2 separate regions of the Homo sapiens genome follow, and region 1 is linked to region 2. Evidence: read pairs that join two places in POLR2A ChIA-PET (ENCODE). Cell type or tissue: Panc1. All regions are shown on one strand. Links, peaks and the distances in the headings refer to the core of each region. The heading gives the core; the rest is flanking DNA.

What was found. ChIA-PET counts read pairs that join two places held together with the same protein. Peaks named below come from ENCODE experiments on the same cell type or tissue, not always from the same donor. Only the 100,000 strongest peaks of a DNase experiment are listed, where the experiment ranks them.
Region 1: POLR2A ChIA-PET joins it to region 2 with 10 read pairs; 7 of 35 experiments call an interaction of 5 or more read pairs at or near these places.

Annotation. Positions count from the first base shown.
Region 1 is chr2:202,327,050-202,331,443 of GRCh38, reverse strand. No RefSeq gene overlaps it. Among named protein-coding and RNA genes, the nearest start is that of SNORD11, 36 kb to the right of the region's middle. In Panc1, for the core only: no CTCF peak of the experiment used is centred there; no DNase peak of the experiment used is centred there.
Region 2 is chr2:202,270,993-202,275,386 of GRCh38, reverse strand. It overlaps NOP58 (NOP58 ribonucleoprotein), which reads right to left. Exons shown (of 15, transcript NM_015934.5): 2 at 198-274. Among named protein-coding and RNA genes, the nearest start is that of SNORD70, 3.2 kb to the left of the region's middle. In Panc1, for the core only: no CTCF peak of the experiment used is centred there; no DNase peak of the experiment used is centred there; H3K27ac peaks cover 576 bases.

The sequences.
Region 1 (4,394 bases), core at 275-4,274, 56 kb before region 2:
AACAGAGCGAGACGCCGTCTCAAAAAAAAAATTCATATTAGTTTTATTTTTTTTTTATATTTTTATTATACTTTAAGTTTTAGGGTACATGTGCACAACATGCAGGTTTGTTACATATGTATACATGTGCCATGTTGGTGTGCTGCACCCATTAATTTTTTTTATTTTTTTTATTATACTTTAAGTTCTAGGGTACATGTGCACAATGTGCAGGTTTGTTACATATCTATACATGTGCCATGTTGGTGTGATGCACCCAATAATATTTTTTTTGAGATGGAGTTTCACTCTTGTTGCCCAGACTGGAGTGCAATGGCATGATCTTGGCTCAGCGCAACCTCTGCCTCCTGGGTTCAAGCAATTATCCTGCCTCAGCCTCACATAGCTTGGATTACAGGCATGTGCCACCATGCCCGGCTAATTTTGTATTTTTAGTAGAGACAGGGTTTCTCCATGTTGGTCAGGCTGGTCTCAAACTCCCGACCTCAGGTGATCCTCCCACCTCGGCCTCCCAGAGTACTGGGATTACAGGCGTGAGCCACTGCGCCCGGCAAAAATGCATATTAGTTTTAAATGTCACATTGTTTTTTTCATTTTCTGGGTTTTTTTATTTTTTATTTTTTTTGATTCGTGGTTGGTTGAATCTATGGATACAAAACCCATCCATAGATACCGAGAGCTGACTATAAACATGAGTTCAGGCTGATATAAATACATTAATGAATAAAAATTATTATTTTATTTTATTTTATTTTATTTTATTTTTTGAGACTAGGTCTTACTCTGTCACCCAGGTGGCACAATCTCAGCTCACTGCAACCTCAGCCTCCTGGGCTCAAGTAATTCTCCAGCCTCCTGTGTAGCCAGGACTACAGGCACAAGCCACCAATGCCCAGCTAATTTTTGTACTTTTTAAAATAGAGGCAGGGGTCTCGCCATGTTGCCCAGGCTGGTCTCAAACTCCTGAGCTCAAAGCCACTCACCTGCCTTGGCCTCCCAAAGTGCTGGCATTACAGGTGTGAGGCACTGTGCCCAGCCATTAATGAATAAAAATTAATCGAGAAGAAGAAACTACTCTTTCAGACAGAATAACCCCATTTAATATATGTAGATCTGGCTGGGTGCAGTGGCTCACACCTGTAATCCCAGCACTTCGGGAGGCCGAGGTGGGCGGATCACCTGAGGTCAGGAGTTCGAGACCAGCCTGGTCAACATGGTGAAACCCCATCTCTACTAAAAATACAAAAATTAGCCAGGCCTGATGGTGCGTGCCGGTAGTCTCAGCTACTTGGGAGGCTGAGACAGGAGAATCACTTGAACCTGGGAGGTGGAGGTTGCAGCGAGCCGCAATCGCACCATTACACTCCAGCGTGGGTAACAGAGTGAGACTCCATTTCCAAAAAAATAAAAAAATAAAAAAATGTAGATACTCCCGCTGGGCACGGTGGCTCATGCCTGTAATCCTGGCACTTTGGAAGGCTGAGGTGGGAGGATCGCTTGAGCTCAGGAGTTGGAGATCAGCCTGGCCAACATGGTGAAACCCCTTCTCTACTAAAAACATAAAAAAATAGCCTGTGTGATGCATGCCTGCAGTCCCAGCTACTTCAGAGGCTGAGGCAAGAGGACTGTTTGAGCCCCGGAGGTGGAGGTTGCAATGAGCTGAGATCAGGCCACTGCACTCCAGCCTGGGTGACAGAACAAGACCTTGTCTGAATTTTAAAATAATAACAGTAATAATGTCTGTAAATACTCCCTTTTCCAGGAAATGAACTTAATTCCCTCCCAATTCCCTTTCTACCTTTTTGAGGGTAGACTAGACTTAGGGGGAGTTGCTTCCAAAGAACAGATTACAGAAAAGGAGAAACAGTAACTTTACAATGGAGAAAGCTGGCAAACCCTGCCTTAACCAATCAGTGAAGGTTAACATTACCAGTGATGCCATGTGTATGTCATCTACCCTGATATGATGAGAAGGGCTCTTCAGCTCTGAGGTGTTCTTTCTGAAAACCCATAATCCCAATCTACATGTGAGGAAAACACCAGACAATCCAAATTTGAGGGACATTTTACAAAGTATCTGACCAGACATGATGACTAAATGTAACGTGGTATCCTGGATGGAATCTGGAACAGAAAAAGGGTCATTAGGGAAAAACTATCTGAGCAAAGTGCCAAGTTTAGTTAATAGTAACAGAACAATGAATGGAATCAAATGTACCATAGTAATATGTTAACAAGAGAAAATGAACAAGAGCTATATGGAACTTTCTGTACTATCTTTGCATCGTTTCTGTAAATCTAGTATTATTCCAAAATAAAAAGATTATTTAAATAATTCTTTTTTTTTTTTTCCCGAGACGGAGTTTCGCTCTTGTTGCCCAGGCTGGAGTGCAATGGCGCGATCTCGGCTCACAGCAACCTCCGCCTCCCGGGTTCAAGCCATTCTCCTGCCTCAGCCTCCAGAGTAGATGGGATTACAGGCATGCACCACCACATGCGGCTAATTTTGTATTTTTAGTAGAGACGGGGTTTCTCCATGTTGGTCAGGCTGGTCTCGAACTCCAGACCTCAGGTGATCTGCCCGCCTTGGCCTTCCAAAGTGCTGGGATTACAGGTGTGAGCCACCGTGCTCGGCAATTTAAATAATTCTTATAGAAAATGGGAGAAAAGGTAATTATTTGGAGGGAGCCGCAGGGTAAAATGCATTTTTTTTTTTTTTGAGATGGTCTCGCTCTGTCACCCAGGCTGGTGTGCAGTGGCATGATCTCAGCTCAGTGCAATCTCTGCCTTCTGGGTTCAAGCGATTGCCCTGCCTCAGCCTCCTGAGTAGCTGGGACTGCAGGCACCTGCCACCACACCCAGCTAATTTTTGTATTTTTAGTAGAAATGGGGTTTTACCACATTGGCCAAGCTGGTCTCAAACCCATGACATCAAGTGATCTGCCTGCCTCGGCCTCCCAAAGTGGGATTACAGGCGTGAGCCACCATGCCTGGCCTAAAATGCACTTTTGAGTAAATTATTCCTCCTTGAAAGTGGTCCTAACAAGAGATACAGAGGCCATGAGGCTGAGGTCCCCTGGGAAAGGATCTCTTAATTTTATAAACTGTGTTTTAGGGCAAAACATATTGGCATTTGGTCTGTGAAATCTAGGCTAAGCATTGATGAGGAGATTTTTAGAATGCTCGCATAAGCAACCTAAGGGCCTGCCTGTCCTTGCCTGCGGCTTTATTTATGTCTTTCTTTTCTGAGAGAAGGTGGGATTTGACATCTGAAGGAACATTTTCCCACTGATTTCTCATGCTAGCCTGGGGCCTCCCAGAACCAGGAGGGTGAGCCTTCACATGGCTCTGGATTTGGGGAGGGCCAGCAGGCACATGATTATGCAGACAGAGCTTTCTGCACTTTCCCTTCCTCCACTTGGCAGCACAAGGACAAAGTGCTGAAGATAAAAGGCTTCCATTAATACCAAACCACTGGAAGTCAAAGAGATTTTTTTAGCTATGGTTAGGTCACAGCCACAATTTCTCTTTTCCTTCCTTCCTTTCTTTTTTCTTTCAAGCATGTTTGTGAATCAAAGTCAGGATTTTGACTCCCCTGGGCTATTTTCCAGTCCATACTCTAGGAGTGCAGCAAAGATTCAGACGCAGTTTTAATGGTTTCCAAGGATGAGGAGAAGCAAAGGTGTTCATCCCTGGCAGCTTCTTTTCCAGCTTCCAGGGAAGGGAGGGACATAAAGAAGTAAGAGAAACTCTCCAATGCACCATCATTGTTCCATACTTCATAGACATTTACTTTCTTCATTCATCATTTTATTTTTATTTTTTTGGGGGGATGGAGTTTCACTCTTGTTGCCCAGGCTGGAATGCAACGGTGCAATCTCTGCTCACTGCAACCTCCACCTCCTGTGTTCAAGTGATTCTCCTGCCTCAGCCTCCTGAGTAGCTGGGATTACAGGCACCCGCCACCATGCCAGGCTAATTTTTGTATTTTCAGTAGAGACAGGGTTTCACCATGTTGACCAGGCCAGTCTCAAACTCCTGGCCTGGTGATCCGCCCGCCTCGGACTCCCAAAGTGCTGGGATTACAGGCATGAGCCACCGCGCCCGGCCCATTCATCATTTAAGGAGCTATCTCCACTGCGCATGAGGGACTCACCCAACTCTTTTTTTTTTTTTGAGACAGAATCTCACTCTGTTGCCTAGGCTGGAGTGCAGTGGCTGCGATCTCTGCTCACTGCAACCTCCGCCTCCCACGTTCAAGCAATTCTCCTACCTCAGCCTTCCAAGTAGCTGGCATTACAGGCACACACCACCGTGCCCAGCTAATTTTTGTATTTTTAGTAGAGACAGGGGTTTCACCATGTTGGCCAGGCCGGTCTCGAACTCCTGACCTC
Region 2 (4,394 bases), core at 154-4,153:
TGCCTTCAAATTAATTGAGATGGCCTATATTCCAAGTAAAACATTTGTAATAATTAGGTTCATACCAAAATTATTCCTGAAACAGATTTCAAAACAGAAAACTACGAATGTAACATTATATAAATCAGGGAAAAATGTAAAAAATAAAACAAGCCCTAAATGTTAACTGCTAAATTATTGATTTCAAGAGTACTTACATTTTGTTTGCTTTCTCTGGAGTTTCAAATTCTTTCCATAAACTATCAACCTCTTGAAGTTTCTTCTCATTTAGAACCTGTAATAAAATGTTTAAATAGTTTTATTTAAATGGTACAGGTGAGGCATATACAGCTGCATTCTTCAAATACAATTTTACATGTAAAATGAAGGTGTAGAAGCTATTTCTTTCACTAAGATAATGAACTAGTTTTCTTACCCTGCATGTAATTTTGGTCAAATTACTAGTTCGAATTGCCCATTTAACAGCTAAATGGAATTCAGATCTAGTCCAGTCAGCTGTAGTACAGTGGCTATTCAGTCTAGAATCTACCTGGCCTCAAGAGATATTCCTGCCCCAGCCTTGGGCCGTAGCTGGAGCTATGGGGTCCTAGGGGGTAGGGCAGGGAACCTTTCTTTTTATTTTTTTGAGATGGAGTCTCGCTCTGTAGCCCAGCCTGGAGTGCAGTGGAGCAATCCTGGCTCACTGCAACCTTCACCTCCTGGGTTTATGAGATTCTAGTGCCTCGGCCTCCTGAGTAGCTGGGATTACAGGTGTGCACCACTGCACCTGGCCGAGAACCTTTCTTTTAAAAGAGCCATTAATCCCTTTACAGTAAAGTATTGTAATCATTAAAAACTTTAATTTGCGCCAAGCATGGTGGCTCACATCTGTAATCCCAGCACTTTGGGAGGCTGAGGCAGGCGGATCACCTGAGGTCAGGAGTTCAAGACCAGCCTGATCAACATGGAGAAACCCCGTCTCTACAAAAAAAAAAAAAAAAAAAAAATACAAAATTAGCTGGGCGTGGTGGCACATGCCTGTAATCCCCGCCACTCGGGAGGCTGAGGCAGGAGAATTGCTTGAACCCGGAGGCAGAGGTTGCAGTGAGCCGAGATTGCGCGACTGCACTCCAACCTGGGCAACAAGAGCAAAAAACTCCATCTCAAAAAAATAAAACAAAAAACAAAAAAAACTTTTGTCTACTTTCAATAGATTATATTCGTTATTTACTGCTATGATCATCCTAACATGAAAGTATTATGGATTTCTCTAAAACTATCGTCAATTGTGAGACACATCTAGATGTGAGAAATTTTTTAAATGCAAAAGAAACATAGGGTACTTTAATCAACAATATACTTATCAACATTTAGGTATATATTCTCCAAGACTTTGAATGTCTGTGCAACACATGTTCATGCATACTTTTAGGAATCACAGTAAATGGCTTTTTTTTTTTTTTTCTGAGATGGAGTCTCACTCTGTCGCCAGGCTGGAGTGCAGTGGCGCAATCTCGGCACACTGCAGCCTCCGCCTCCCGGGTTCAAGCGATTCTCCTGCCTCAGTCTCCTGAATAGCTGGGATTACAGGCACGCACCACAACACCCAACTAGTTTTTGTATTTTTAGTAGAGACTGGGTTTCACCAAGTTGGCCAGGCTGGTCTTGAACTCCTGACATCAGGTGATCCACCTGCCTCGGCCTCCCAAAGCGTTGGGATTACAGGCGTGAGCCAACACACCCAGCCGCCTTGTATTGTTTTGAAGCAAGACCTAGACATTTAATTTTTACCTGTTAATATTTCAGTTTGTATCTATAAAATATAAAGACTTGTTTTAAAACTAGTACTGTTGTAACAACAATGCTAAAGATTGCAATGGTAATAGTTGTATACTATTTCTACTTAGAAATGGAAATTATCTTAAAATGATAAAACTTAAAATGGATTTCTGTATACAAATATTTATCATTACCCTGGCTGAAAAGAAATGATTAAAAATTTGAGACAAATAAAAACTTTGAGACAAATGTAATACAGAAAATGTAGCAATATCTCTAACTTTCTTATTTAGATGGTCTTTATTAGCAATGTTTTCTTCAAGATGTTGCAGTTGGGAACACAATGGTTTTATTTGTCATAGTAATGGTTTTGGCTGACATAACATAGTCTTTGAAGACCTTTGTGTGCTCATGAATTGCCCTGATTTTATCACATTTCCTTTGTTATTTTAACTTCAGTTTTAGAATGGTGATAGTATTTTTTAATTAATTTATTTATTTATTGAGACGGAGTCTCGCTCTGTCGCCCAGGCTGGAGTGCAATGGCAGGATCTCGGCTCACTGCAAGCTCCACCTCCTGGGTTCACGTCATTCTCCTGCCTCAGCCTCCAGGACTACAGGCGCCTGCCACCACACCTGGCTAATTTTTTGTATTTTTAGTAGAGATGGGGTTTCACCGTGTTAGCCAGGATAGTCTCGATCTCCTGACCTCATGATGCACCCACCTCGGCCTCCCAAAGTGTTGGGATTACAGGCGTGAGCCACCCCGCCAGGCCGAAAGTATCTTTTAAATATGGCAATTTTGTTACCCAAATGTTATCTTCAAATATACTTGCTTTTCAGCTAGAAAAAATGTGAATTTTACTCATGAGTCATATCCCCTATTTGATACATGTCCTCTTAAAAATAGTGAACTTCAGTTATGGTTAGCTGCATTCTCTGAACAATTTCAAAAAATTTTAATCAGTGTTTTCAGTATAGTCATGAGACTTGGTGAGGTGTCTCTGGATTCTAAAACTTCATGATATACAAAGTTAGAGCTATTAGTTTATAAATTGTTAATACCAACTCTAGGCTTTGTAGTTGTTTATTGCTTTGTGTGACTCTAAGTTTTTCTAGTTTGGGTTATTTTTACCAACATATCTAATTCAACCATGTGTGATTAAATTTATACAGGCTGGGCACGGTGGCTCATGCCTGTAATCCCAGCACTCTGGGAGGCTGAGGCGGGCGAATCACGAGGTCAGGAGATCGAGACCATCCTAGCTAACACGGTGAAACCCCGCCTCTAACTAAAAATACAAAAAAATTAGCTGGGCGAGGTGGAAGGCGCCTGTAGTTCCAGCTACTCGGGAGGCTGAGGCAACAGAATGGCGTGAACCCCAGGGGGCGGAGCCTGCAGTGAGCTGAGATCGCGCCACTGCACTCCAGCCTGGGCGACAGCAAGACTCCGTCTCAAAAAAAAAAAAAAAAAAAAAATTATACATCAGAACAAACCCCTAAAATCATCTTGTCACTCATCTAAGTTTTATACAACTTGCAACATTGTGTTTCTCTTACTGAAAATAATATATAACCAGACTAGAACTGCGTCTTAATGTGTAGATGTGCTATATTATGGACTTGATAAATAATGCTTATTAGCAAAGTATAGTTTTAAATTTACTAGCTGTGTTGTTTTTCCAGAGACAGGGTCTCGCTTTGTTGTCCAGGCTGGAGTGGAGTGGTGTGGTCCTATGTCACTACAGCTTCAAACTCCTGGCCTCAAGCGATTCTTCTGCCTCGGCCTCCCAAGTAGCTAGGACTATAGGTGCACACTGCGACATCTAGCTCTTTTAAAAATCTTTTTGTAGAGACAGGGGCTTGCTTTGTTGCCCAGGCTGATCTCTAACTTCTGGACTCAAGTGATCCTCTTGCCTTGGCCTCTCAAAGTGCTGGGAGTGCAGGAAGGAACCATGGCGCCTGATCCAGCTGGTTTTTTAAATAAAAATATATGCATAATATCTGTGCATACTCTATTTCACAAAATTTAACATGCTATTCTTTTTTTTTTTATTTTTGAGACGGAGTCTTGCGCTCTGTCGGCCAGGCTGGACCGCAGTGGCGTGATCTCAGCTCACTACAACCTCCACCTCCCTGGTTAAAGCAACTCTCCTGCCTCAGCCTCCCAAGTAGCTGGGATTACAGGCACATGCTGCCATGCCTGGCTAATTTTTTTTTTTTTTTTTGTATTTTAGTAAAGTCGGGGTTGCACCCTGTTGCCCAGGCTGGTCTCGAACTCCTGAGGTCTGGCAATCTACCTGCCTCAGCCTCCCAAAGTACTGGGATGACAGGCGTGAGCCACCACACCCAGCTTATGTTATTCTTTTACACTCCCAATTGACCTGTCATCAATTGTAAGACATCCCAATTTTAGGGATGTTAAATATGGGGGTTGTGCCTTTTAGGATTGAGCCCATCCTATCTAATACTTGGGCAGCTGATACAGAATATTGGTGAGGGTATATGGAATTAAGAATTTTAATCACTTTTTTTGTTTTTTTTTGAGACAGTGTCTCGCCCTGTCACGCAGGCTGGGGAGTGCAGAGGCGCGGTCTTCTCACTGCAACCTCCACCTCCCTGGTTCAAGCGATCCT